Regions from separate parts of the Homo sapiens genome. Here region 2 is linked to region 1. A link is a loop called in an ENCODE intact Hi-C map of the cell type or tissue named here. Cell type or tissue: PC-9. All regions are shown on one strand. Each heading gives the region's core, and the rest is flanking DNA. Links, peaks and the distances in the headings are about the cores only. Region 1 overlaps LOC105370062 (a long non-coding RNA gene). Region 2 overlaps LOC107984449.

Evidence for each region. Hi-C counts contacts between places; a loop is a spot of excess contacts. Peaks named below come from ENCODE experiments on the same cell type or tissue, not always from the same donor. Only the 100,000 strongest peaks of a DNase experiment are listed, where the experiment ranks them.
Region 2: it touches region 1 in a loop (2.8-fold over the local background); 4 of 110 quality-filtered maps call a loop at or near these places.

What each region holds. Positions count from the first base shown.
Region 1 is chr12:127,158,824-127,165,710 of GRCh38, forward strand. It overlaps LOC105370062 (a long non-coding RNA gene), which reads right to left. Exons shown (of 4, transcript XR_945515.4): 2 at 3,895-4,538; 3 at 2,381-2,610. Among named protein-coding and RNA genes, the nearest start is that of LINC02405, 100 kb to the left of the region's middle. In PC-9, for the core only: no CTCF peak of the experiment used is centred there; no DNase peak of the experiment used is centred there; H3K27ac peaks cover 1,060 bases.
Region 2 is chr12:127,105,785-127,112,671 of GRCh38, forward strand. All of the region lies in intron 1 of LOC107984449, which reads left to right. Among named protein-coding and RNA genes, the nearest start is that of LINC02405, 49 kb to the left of the region's middle. In PC-9, for the core only: CTCF peaks have their summits at 3,023 (motif pointing right) and 3,224 (motif pointing left); DNase peaks (open chromatin) are centred at 2,167 and 3,057.

The DNA.
Region 1 (6,887 bases), core at 1,052-6,051:
CACGGAAAATGGTGAACAGAGTGAAGTGATGCAAGCATGTGTGTGAACATTGGTTTTACGCTAAATTCAGCTTCATGCTTAACTATAGTAAAAAAAGAATTGCGAAACTGCCGATGCATTTTTACAATACTTCTTACCTTAATCAACACTAAGAGTTTTAACTATGAAAATGTTAATTAGCCAAATGTTTCCAATTCTTTATCATGTTTTGAGGAATATTTTATTATTTAAACTTTTTCCACTCCTTTCTCCCCTACTTAATGATTCCTTACTACACTGATTCATAAATAACCTTTTCAAATCTGTAATTTGAACTAACTTTTATACAACTTCAGAATTAGACAAAATTATTCTTTTTTCCACCAATAAGCCTTTCTGGCACATTTTGTATACAGAATTATGTGCTAACTAGAATTTTATATTTAGTAACCTAAAACTTTAGTGAAACCCTAAAAAGCAAACCCTGAACTATTAGATATGGGCATTTATAGACAGGAATAATTCCACAATTTTAGCAACATGCTTCTCCATATTACTACCCATTTTTAATTGGAAATGACCCAGATATCAAATGAGCATTAAAAATAACTTTAAGATTTTAATTTACACAAAAAGTTTACTTAAAATAATTATCCTCTTCACTGTACTCAATTTTTTATTTTTAACAAGGGAGATGTCAATCAACATATGTCAAATGAACGTTGGTTTGGCCCAGAAAGGTGGGACAACTCAAGGAGAGGAGGGGGCTTGGGGCTTTCAGATCATGGGTGGGAGACAAATGGTTGCATTCCTTTGACTTTCTGATTAGCCTTTCCAAAGAAAGCAATCATATATGCATTTATCTCAGTGACACTTTGAATAGAATGGGAGGCAGGCTCGCCCCTAGCAGCTCCCAGCTTGGACTAACACTAACATTTTTAAATATCTAGCAAAGACAAACATAAAATTCAGACAAAATGTATGCTGACAATTCTGATGGCATTTCTCTTTTTATTCCACCAATAATTGTAAAGCCAGTTTGTTTAATAAAGTTATACTTAAGTCATGTGAACTTGAAAATTGCTCAGACTTATTTACTTAATTTATGAGCATTCTTTTACTTATAACCAATTTGGAAGACACAATATATAACAATAAGTGTATATACAAATAATCACATCTAGACATGTATACACACACATAAACGAAGATCCAATAGCTTGGAACCTTGGCCGTGAGATAGCAATACAAGCTTGCCAGTTTTACTTTGCCCCAATAGATAATCCAAGGAAGGCTGAGAACCAAAATTTTGGGTAAATCAGTCTCCATGGCAGTTTGATTTTTAAAGGCTAAACCTCCCCAGACTCCAAGGAGCACTGGGGCCAAACAGTACCAAAGGAGGGCGTCACACGTTAACCAGGCTCCCTGCTTAGAACAGCAGCACAAAAGCCTGAATACATGCAATGCCATCCCACTTTCCAATTCGACAGCAAACTTCAGATTCTAAGCAATTTTGGGGCCAAGCAGCATTGCAACTGTGAGAGAAAATTCCAAAGAGGTCTTATTACTAGATCTCAGAACCTCTGCCAGGAGCATCCTCTTTGGAGAGTTTGAGGTCTGGAGGATCCCCAGGAGTGTCCACTTGTGGGGTCTAATCTTAGCGCTCCAGAGGTCTCTGGCCTTAGGTGGGCACTGGTGCCACTTTGCAAGCATTCCCTCCAGAGCCTACTATGAGCTTTCCTTTGGTACCTGGGTGTAATCCCCAAATTTTAGCATCCTTATAATTTGATAAGGCCTTATAATTAGAGACGCTTTTCCATGCTTCTCATTCCATGAACTTTAATGATAGGAACTGGAGGCTGGGTGGGTTTCCTTCACCCTTAGCCAGTTGAATAGGGGAAGGGAAGAATTTAGCATAGGAAAAGAAGGTTTAAGTCACCTGAAACATGTGCGGGTTTGCTCTGAGCTGTGCCACATATAGGGATCAGGGACCACACACCGAAAATACATTAAAAAGAGCCTTCCCCCTTCGGGGCAGGCCAATTATTCCCATTCATTCTTAGGCCTTCGGGCAATACCAGGGAGTGACCCCAGCCAATTGCCCTCAATTTCCAAGGAAGTACTAGGAGACAGCCATTGAAAGACTGAAAATGAAAGTGGAAAAAAAATGAAAGAGATCCACATTCCTTAAGTGAACCGGGTGGTGGGGGTCAGGCTTCTCCACATGGAAACCCCTTAGTTTCACTGACCATGGCCAGAAATTTGAAGTTGCTTCCATGTTTAGACGCTGCCCACCAAGGGTCCCGGGTTGGAAAGGAAAGGAGAGAGAAAGAGATTCCCCTGTATGGAGCAGAAAAGAAAAGGAGAAAGGAGAAGAATAAATCCCAAATTTTGGGCTTACCTCTTCCTCCTTCCCGGGTCACCAAAATATGTTAACGGCAGAGGTTGTTCAGGTTCTTGGGGATATTTAAACTCCCCAAAATTCTACAATGGGGCCTTTGAGCCCCTCTGCTCAGGCCCACTCCCACACTGTGGAGTGTACTTTCATTTTCAATAAAACCCTTCATTCCTTCTTGCTTTGTTTGTGCGTTTTGTCCAATTCTTTGTTCCATTGGTTGCTTTGGGTACACCCTATATAAATGGGGAGGAGGAAGTAAAGTTACAAAGTCATTTACCGCATACACCCTACGGAGAGGATATTTCCTGTTATAGCTGAAGTGTGAATCAGCCTTATGCTCCCTGCCTCCAGACCCTATTTTCCTGCCTCAAAATGAGCTTTGAAAAACCCCCAGTCTACCAGCCTTTGATGAGATTGATTTAAGTAATAACTCTCTCCCATGTGGCATGGCTGGCCTCATGTCAATTACATTTTCTTTGCTGCAATGCTGTGCTGTGAATTGATTTTGTTTGTGCAGCAGGCAGGAAGAACAGGTTGGGTGGTTATATCAGCCTTTCCACAAACAGATAAACAAACCAATGGGCCAAGACACCCAGTATTTATCACTTTTTTTTCTCTTAAAATGTGGAGTTGAGTCCTCAGCAGTGAAACATTGGTATACCATTTATAAACATTACAAAATCTTTCAAATGGTATTTTAAGGGCACCCTTATATTTTCTGCACCTCTTCTACACTTACAATGTTGTAAACAATGGGTGGGTAATGAAACAGTTTTCTGAGCCAGCTAGTGTTCTCCTCCAAGAAGGCATCATTGTTTCTGTGAATGCTTCAACATTTTATTTTCATTACAGAGAAAACAAAGCAGAGTAAAATAAAACAAAATGAAAACAAACACACATGCACTGTGCAGAACTATTTACCTGCCCTGCATTCATCCTACTTTTTCTCTCTAGAACACGCATTTCTGCAGATTTCTATCTGACTCAATGCCTCACATTGGGAAAAATTTCATTGCATATAAACACAAGATAGCAAAAAACTACTTAGTGACTGCCTGCTTGCAGTAGGCAACTGTGACTTGCTGTTTTTGTTTTGTTTCTATTCTCTCTCTTACCACAATTAATCCCCCTTTTGAAATTAGCACTTGATTTTTTTTTTTTTTTTTTTTTTGTAGATTCACCTTCTCCCTTGTCACCCTCCATCCCTGCAGCTCCATGCATCTCCTTCATATGGGGCTGACTTCAACCTCAGGATGCAGGGAAGTCACCTAACCCAGGCCTGACCAATCAGGGCGTCACACCTCTTAGAGAGTATTTAAAGGGCAGGCCTGATGGCCAATGAGATCTGTTCCTGGGGCTTTGCTGAGAATACTGAGGGAAGTTGTCCTTCCTTCCATCAGTTTTCTCTGCTGATAGATGAATAGCTTGGAGCTGCCGGTGTTTATCTTGTGTTATTTGGGAAGCATCTACCTGAAAATTACAGAATAAAATAGAACCAAATATGAAAATTCCATTACCTGAAGACATTTTTGATAACCTGGTCCTCTCTTGTACCTTTCAGCTGCGTAAGAAAATGCATTGCCTTATTTGTGTGTTCATGTATGTCTTTCTTTACAGGCTTCATCACAGTGGAGCTAGGTCTTGGTCACTTTCATCTGAGACCTGACAAGTACGCTCATCACACACTCTGCACCTTACTGTGTTCACCCCATTCTATCCATTCTGCCTCTGTGTTTTGAAAACTTGCTTCTTATTCTCAAGATACCTTCCCCTTTTTTCAGACTGGTAGCATCACAGCTATTCAAATAAATGCTCCCTCTTCTACCACTCTCCCTGGATGGGCCAATGGTCTGCCCTTTAGCTTTCACAGCTTTGGTGTACTGCACTAGACTATGAGTGACCTGGGGTGGAGACTGTGTCTGAGTCATCTTTGCAGCACCCACCACAAAATGTTCGTGCTGAACAAGCAGAGGAGGCTCCACATCCTGTTCTTTACAGATTTTGATTACTGTCAGGTGCCTGGCTGGCTGAAAAAAAAAATTCTTCCATTTTCCTGGCTTTCTGAGTGTCTTTCTTTTCTGGATGTTCATTAGGACATGGGCTCAGCCACACCAAGCTCATGCAGTCCTGTTGCTTCAGGGGATGTTCAGCATCAAGGTAGCTGCAAAAAAAGGAAGGCAGATAGTTATGAATCTACCTTTTAGTCTCTTTCTGCCTTAACATACCATAATTTTGAAGAGGTTTTGTATGCCCTTTACTTCAATGTGCTTGTGTCTGAGGGAAATATTGAGATACAGACATCCGGCAGAAAATGTTTCCTGGCATTGGAATCCTGCAAACATCCACCTCTTCTGTTTACCCCAATGCTGCTGTTAGTGAGGGGAACAGGGAGAGACCCTGAGACAGCCTGAGAGTCACCTACAGGAAGAGACAGGGCTTCTCCTGAAGAGGAAGTCACTGGGGTCTGGCAAGCAGGTCAGCTCACTTCATTACCACCTGGGGCCCAGGTCTCTTTCTATCCCTCATGGAGTGGTTCCCAGCTCTAATAATGAAAACACTTAAGGAGCTTTCTAAAACAAAGATTCCTGAGTCCTATCCCAGATTTAGAGGTCTGAAGATCTAGCAGTAGTCACCTGGGGAGTTCATTTTTTTTTTTTACAAAGCTCTGCAAGTTTGACAACCACTACCTTAAAACACACACTTCTACCATTTCAGTCAATTAAAGATGCAATATTAAGATATTCTCTGCACCTCACAGAAAACCAGAGCACGAAGGCCTTTAATTTCCCAGGATTGGCCCATGTTACAGAAAGGAATCCTAACAGATTTGAACATCTTCTGTTGTACCATACTAGGGTGCTTGGAAAATATGTTGTTTTCTGTCTCTCTCCAGGCATACACGTAAGAGAGCACTTCACAAAATTATTGACTGAGAAGTGGTCATGTGTCTTGTTTTGGCCAATTAAATGTGAGCAGAAATCATGTGGGTCACTTCCAGGTGTAAGATATTAGAGGCCTGCATGCTTCATCTTACTCGTTTGTCTCTCTTTGCCATGACAGCCAACAATCTTCCGGAAAGGCAATGCCTAGTAAGTCTGGCTCAGAGGTCAGGACAAGCAATGTCATTGTGGAGCAGCCTCCTGAGGTTAATGAGAAGCCTGAAAATCCTAAGTAATCTCCAAAAACCTTCTAGAATTAATGCGTGAATTTAGCAAGGTCTCAGAATACAAGGTTAACCCCCAAATCTACCAAATTTCTATATCTTACCAGTGTATAATTAGAAACTCAAATTAAAACACACACACACCCCACTGCTATGTAGAATAGCTCCCCTAAAGTGAAATACATTGATATAGATTTAACAAGACATGTAAAGGTTGGTATGTTGGAAATTACAAATGCTGATAACAGAATCAGTGACTACCTACATAAAATGAGAACTAATTCATGTCAACATAGTAAAGATGTTACTTTTCCCCAAATGGATCTTTAAATTTAATGCAATACTACTTAAAATCCCACCAGGATTTTTATAGTTATAGATATGCTAATTCTATAATATATATGGAAAACAAAATGAATTAGAAGACCAAAACAATGTCGAAAATCAAAAAAGTAGTTGGAAGAAGCCATACCCAATTTTAAGACTTACTATTAATTGATAGTAATCAAGACATTGGTGCACTAAGGAAGAGATGGCTACTCCCAGGACCCAGACTGTGATCTCTAAATGCTATTGACCAGTAAAGAGAACCAGAGCCCCAAAAGGAAATGGCTGATTCCAAATATTGGTCTGAAAAGGTACAAAATGAACCTGTATATCTTGTTATGATTGAAAGCAAGGACATTGTCAACTATTAATGCAATTTAGTCAAAAAAGATACAGGGATCTGACCATCCCTTTATACAGGCCATCCCTCTGGATAAAGAAGTGACCATCTGAGGATTAAAAAAAAAAGATACTGGCAATGCTTTGTAACACACAAAACATAGCCAACACGAGTAACGTTTTGAGCTTACTAGATTACCATGTTACCATTTTGACTTTCAGAACTGTAATATTGGCCAGGCGCGATGGCTCACACCTGTAATCCCAGCACTTTGAGAGGCCAAGGCGGACAGATCACTTGAGGTCAGGAGTTCAAGACCAGCCTGGCCAACATGGTGAAACCCCGTCTCTACAAAAATACAAAAATTAGCCAGGTATGATGGCAGGTGTCTGTAATCCCAGCTACTCGGGAGGCTGAGGTGGGAGAATTGCTTGAATCTGGGAGGCGGAGGTTTCAGTGAACCGAGATCGTGCCATTGCACTCCAGTTTGGGTAACAGAGTGAGACTCTATATCAAGAAAAAAAAAAAAGAACTGTCATATAATAAATTTATATTGTTTTTAGCCACTACATTTGTTACAACTTATTAGGGTAACGTTAAGAAACTTTTCTATTTTCCGTAGAGGCCCCGGAGCTCCTTAGCTTTGGGATAAACTGGTGCTTACCCCAACTGTGGGGTCA
Region 2 (6,887 bases), core at 899-5,898, 53 kb before region 1:
AAGAAGAATATGAGATAATATTGTATGAAAACTATACATTTTATAAAATCAGATAATTCTTTATTACTGAGTGATCTTAGCAAACCTATGGAAAGAATCTTATCTATCTACATAGTAAGCAAATACAACTCATATCTATGTTAACATGTCTAAATGAATTTTTTTTAATATCTATGTTAACATATCTAAATGAATTTTTTAATATTTTGATATACCCCTCGGTCCCAATAACAGGATTTTTGCTTAGGGAGAAAACACTGTTTTGAGTCTCCTGATCATCACTGTAGCAGCACTTTTACCTTTGGGATCGTCTCAGAATTCACCTAATTCAAAGCTTCCATGCAATTACACTGCCACATTTTCCCAATTTAGAAATTCTAATGGCCCCCAGTGGATATTTTCACAGGTTGAATTTCAGAGACAGCTTAACTATCACATGTTTTGTTCTAAATACCCTTATCCAACTTCCAATTTGCCAGCCAGCCACCAATATACATTGCCTGAGAAAGCGCAAATGTGCTTCACGAACAGCATGAGATTCTAACTCTAATACATTTAAACCCCAGGCTCACCACTTGTGCACCTGTTAGAATTGCATATTCTTTCTTTCTGCTAATAGCTTTCAAACTATTTAGCAGGTGACAGCCACACCTAGAAGAACACATCCAGAAAAACATTAACAAGACGCCGTAATGTGAAATGCCAGACACATTAAAATAGCATGCTGTGAATAGGAGATACAGGCTTTGCTCTCTGAAAGGCATGGTCCAAGGGGCTCAAGTTCAAAGGGGGAAAAATTCTGTCTACGCTGCTGCATGAGTAAATGAAACAAGAACATACTGGAAGGAAAAGTTCTGAGAGTAGGAAACTGAGATTGCAGGCCTGCTATCCTAAAAGAACTGTTTATAGCAGGAATTTCCAGGAAGTTTGGAGAAATGTCTGAATTTCTGGGACTCAATTGCAGCACTTGCTTAACAATAAACATTGCCTTCTTTTCTGTGTCTTTTCCCATGCTGAGGTATCTCTGGGGATTGGGGTATGTTACTGAGACTTTGGCATTGCTGAGTTTTTTCTATGCTGTTTCCAGGATCCTTTTATGCTCATGTTGCATTTGTGTGTGTGATAGTGTAGTAGATGGGCAGCCAGGGCTAAGTCAACACATTTATTTCAGTTTCTTCATTTCAGAGACAGTCTTTTATTTGAACAATGAAAAGTAAATAGAAACCAGGCAACTTTTTTGGAGCCACATTAATATATTTTTTCTCATGAGGTTTCATTGTGAGTCTAATAACTGTGTAGAGATTCACGACTCCAGCAATTAGCTTCTGGATATTTCTTTCAATCTGATAGTGTAGTTTGCCTGGCAGTCAGATCGATAGCTTGGGGGTTGAATGCAGCCTTCAATTACTTCTACCTGAAGACCTGATCTTCAATTCTACAGTGCTGATTAGTGTATGTATTTCATTAGAACATTAGTGCTTAAAATTCACATTCATCACGGCAGTGCCTGGCTGTCCACAGGTTAAGAAGGGGAACGGAAGGCAAAGCTTAGAAAGAAACCCTTATCTTGACTTGACTTGAGTCCACATCTCTCAACTGTCTTCCATGTTTTTTTTTTTTTTTGTTTTGTTTTTGAAATGGCGTCTCGCTCTGTCACCCAGGCTGGAGTGCAGTGGCGTGATCTTAGCTCACTGCAAGCTCTGCCTTCTGGGTTCACGCCATTCTCCTGCCTCAGCCTCCCAAGTAACTGGGACTACAGGCACCTGCCCCCAAGCCCAGCTAGTTTTTGTATGTTTAGCAGAGACAGGGTTTCACCATGTTAGCCAGAATGGTCTGGATCTCCTGACCCCATGATCCACCTGCCTCGGCATCCCAAAGTGCTGGAATTACAGGTGTGAGCCACTACCCCTGGCCCTTCCATGGTTTTCAATACATCCATCTGATCACTGATATTTAAGTCCCACAATACATTCTCCGTGGAGTTGCTGGAGGGATCACTTAGAAAAATAAATCAAGCATCATCTCTCCTCCGCTTGAAACCCTCCAGAGCCTTCTCCTTTTGATTAGAACAAAATTCAAACACCAGCCTCGGGGCATGAGCTGACTTGTTCTTTCATCTTGTATCACCATCTTCCCCTTTGCTCCTTACCTCTCAGTACACTGGCATCTTCATGTGTGCCAACCACAATGAGTCATTTTAGACTGGGATTAGAACAAAACTTCAATGACAGCCCAGCTCCCCTCTCAGCACTTAAGTCTTCTGGGCACAGGTGTAACATTTTACTTTCTTTTTTCTCTTTTCTGGCATGTTTCCTACTCTTGTACCTTACACAAGTTTTCTAAATTCAGAATACAAGTGGAATACGGCGTGTAGTAAAATTGCCCTTGAAAACCTCTTAGAATAACTCTAAAGTATATGGTGCAAAGGGTTTTGTTGCATACATAAGATGTTCCCTGTAATAACTATGCCTCATGAGGGATGAAAGTTACCAAGATACAACAAAGAAAACAGAAAAGCTACAAGCAGACATTTGTAAAATCAAACCATTCTTCCTTTCACATCACTATCAAATCTTTAGCTGTCAATGAGTGATGGTAAAAATCCCCAGGAGTCTCAGCCTGCTTTCAGGATTTACTTATTTTCCTTTAACACTTTTAGAGCCTAAGTACATGTTCATAGATTTCCTTGTTGTTAGTATTAAATGAGATCCCAGGGTAACACCTCACCCACGGATTAAGTATTCATTCCAGCTAATAAATGCACTTGTGATGTTGCAATACGCTCTATAGAAGATGCTCAACACAGGTGGAGCAGGAAGTTTTGGCCAAACATCAGGATTTTCAAAATAAAGTAACAGACCAAAATGCAGATTTTCAAAGGAATGTCTGAAAATTTGTTCAATAATGCCTAATGCTCTTCAACCTTTTTAAAAACATAAAAAATGTCAGGAGGAGGGAGCAGATGGGGAAATCATGGGTTTCAAAAGAGAGGAGATATTACCACCAGGTGGCAGGAGCGCACCCGTGGTTATCCACTGAACTCTAGCATAGCTACAGACAGAGGAGGTCCCTCACAGCACCAGCTGGTCCAGAGGCTGTGGTGTGTGGCCCATCACCCAGATAAAAAGGAGGAGAAGGGAACTCCTGGGTTAGGTGAGACTCACCTGTCCAGGTGATGTTGTCCTGCAGCCCAGTAGGGAGTCTCTGGGTCAGAGACCTCCAAAGGGCAAGAGCCATCTGGTGGGCTTTAGAGCTCCTAAGTTTGTCGTTATCTATGACTAGCAGATGTTGGATGCAGTTTGCAACGTATACAAAGCAGGACAGTTCTAAATGGTTAAATACCAGCTATGTTGGAAACAGTTGGATGCGTAAAAATTTGAATCTGGCTCTGGTATGCTTTTAAATGCTAATGTGTCCCAGGCTGCTGTGAAGATGGACACAACCTAGGGGCCAATATCCAGATGCCATTGTAAAAAAATGGAGGAGATTGTAAAGAAAAAAACAAACAACTCCTCGATGAGCTCTGTAGTTCCTAAAGTGGGGAGAAAGGGGAGATGCTACTTGCTTTATTTACTGCTTGATGGACCCTTGAAGAGCTCGAAACAGGAAGACACCATGGATTGTGATATGATCCCTGCCCCAGAGATATGCAGGTCTTAAGGAGGCCTCGTTACCTGTCTGGTGGCAGAGCTGTCTGGGGGCTGCTCTGTGAGGAGAGACCTGGGTGCTCAGAGTGCCCCAAAACTAAGAAGGCCATGTGTACCTGTACTCCAGGTGTGCCCAGTTCTAAGGAAGCTAGGTCTCTTATTGCCCAAATAGGGAGACTTTTGAAAGTGAACAGGAGAATATTAATAATTATGCCAAGACACCAGAAATTGCCTGAGACAGTTTTGGGAAAACTGGAATGGATGTCACCCTACACATGCAGCATGGAAAACCAAGCTGGAGCCTTTGTGAGCGAGCATCTATGTGGGGTGGTTGGCAGGATGAATAGAAGCAGGCAAGGAATTGGGGGCAGTAAAAGCAAATTATTCCTGAACCAGAGGAATTATCACTGGGGTCCAGCAGGGAACCATTGAGAAATATGTGAAAGTACCCATAAGAGAAAGCAGCAGCCTCTACTAAGGCCAGAGAGTAAAGCCAGCTTGGGAAGTTAGTGATGCCTCTAGGATCTTTACTGTCCCCTCCCTCTTTTCTCTCTTATTCAACCCCTGGAAGGTGTGAAACTGACGGACAGGCTGATGGAAGGGTGGGTGTGGGAAGAGAAGAAAGAGAGAATGGTTATCTTAATAAATGCTGAAAAACACACATCATTGACCAAAAAAATGTTGAGAAAATAAAAATGGTGGGTATAGACTTTAATTTTTTTTTTTTTTTGAGACAGAGTCTCGCTCTGTCATGCAGGCTGGAGTGCAGTGGTGTGATCTTGGCTCACTGCAATCTCTGCCTCCCGGGTTCAAGCGATTCTCCTGCCTCAGCCTCCCAAGTAGCTGGGACTACAGGTGCGCACCACCACACCTGACTAATTTTTTTATTTTTAGTAGAGACAGGGTTTCACCATGTTGGCCTGGCTGGTCTTGAACTCCTGACCTCGTGATCCACCTGCCTTGGCCTACCGAAGTGCTGTGATTACAAACATGAGCCACCGCGCCCAGCCATAGACTTTAATATTAAAAGCCAATAGTTTACATAATGAGGGGACCCTAGAAGGACCTCCACCAAGATCATTAACAAAGCAAGAATATGAACAAATTTCACTATTATTTCACAATGTTCTTGAGGAACTAGTTAGGGCAATTAGACAAAAGGAAACAATTTGGACATAAAGACTGAGATGAAGATATAAAACTCCATAAGCAGAGAACCTGATCATACATCTAGAGGATCAATGATAAAACTAACAAAAACACTACAGGATTTCAGCAAGACAGCAATGTACAACATTAACATACAAAAATCAATAGCATTTGTAGACACAAATATTCACCAGTTAGAAGATAAAATGAATCCATGGATCTCATTTATTACGGCAACAAGAAACAAACAATACATTTAAGGATAAATACACCAGAAATGTTTGAAGCCAACAAGCAGAAAAGTATAAAACTCTCCTGAAGATAAGAGGAGGTTTGAATAGCTATGTTCTTCCTTGTTCTAGATAGGGCATCTTTACATCACTGATATTTCAATTCTCTCTGACTTAATGTATAACTTTAATGCCACCTCAATAAAAATTGTAATGAACATTTTCTTGGAGCTATACAAGCTGATATTAAAATTTATATAGCAAAAGAAATAAACCAGAATAACCAGGAAAGTCCGAAATGCAAGTCTGGAAGGGAACTAGTCATGCCAGGTACTAAATCAAAGGGGGCAGTGAGGATCTGGTGCAGAAACAACCTGATCAATGGGACAGGACAGGGAGTCTCAAAATAGCCATAACTGCATATAAACATCTAGTATATGGTTACCACAGTATTCAATTCAAGGGGGCAAAATAGAGACTTTTTAATAAATGGTGTTGGAATAAATTATAGTTATTTGTTCAAAGAGTTATAATTTTATGCATTCCTTACACCATGCACTAGATGATCCTCCAAATGGATTAGACTGAAATGGAAAGAAAAAAAGGGTGAATTCCTATATCATCTGGGTCTAGGTAAAATTTTTTCAACTATGACCAAGTTCCACATGTAACTGAAAAATTAAAAACTTGACTCTCTCTCTATATATATATATTTTACTTTCATGGCAAAAATAATCCATTATGAGGAACATAAAAAGACAAATAATAAACAGGAAAAAATATTGATGATATATATTACAAACTCCAGAATCATAAAGACATCTTAAATAATGAGAAAAAAATGTAAAATGCTACAGAAAATTTCGCAAAAATGATGACTGGACAACTCAAAAAGTTATAAAAATATCTCTTAAATATATGTAAAGTGTTTAACTTCACACATACTAGGAAAAATTAAAATAAAAATTATTCTGAGATATAGTCTACCCATCAGATTGACAAAAAGCCAAAAGCTTGACAATAGACTCTTTTGACAAGGCTGTCAGGAGGGAAAAAAAAAAAAAAAACTCTCCAACACTGGTATCAAGAATGTAAACTACTTAACTCCAGAGAAAGAGTGATTGGCAATATCTAGTAGAACTACGTATGAATTTATGTTTTGGCCTAGAAATGCCACTTCTAGGAATTCATCCTAAAGACATGCATCTAATCGTACAAAAAATACATCTGCACAGATTATGCATTGCAGCATGATTTGTGATTGCAAGATATTAGAAACTGCCTAAATATTCAAGTATGGGAGAGCAGTTGAATAAACTGGGCTATCTACTGCAGTTGGGTATTCTGCGGCTGTAAAAAACATGCAGACTTTTTATTTTTTAATGAACTGATATAGAATGCTCTCCAGGAGATGTTATTTTAAAAAAATTTAAAAGGTAAGTGCAAAAGAGGTTATAAATTATTCAGCTTTAAAAGGAAACAGCATTATGACAGATGCCGCAACATGGCGGTAGCTTAAGGACATTATGGTAATTGACATAAGCCAGACACAAAAGGACACATATTGTATGATTACGCGCATATGAGGTACCTAGAATAAGCAAATTCTTGGAGACAGAACATAGAATGGTGTTTGTCAGGGGCTGGGGAGAAGGGAGGGATGGGGCGCTATTGTTTAATGAGTACAGCGTTTCAATTTGGAATGATGAAAAGGTTCTGAAAATGGATGGTGGCGATGGTTGCAAACAATGTGAATGTAGTTAATGCCACAGAACTGTATACTTAAAAATAATTAAAATGATACCTTTTGTTATGCATTGTACCACATTTAAAAAATAATAAAAAGAACATATGTAGCATG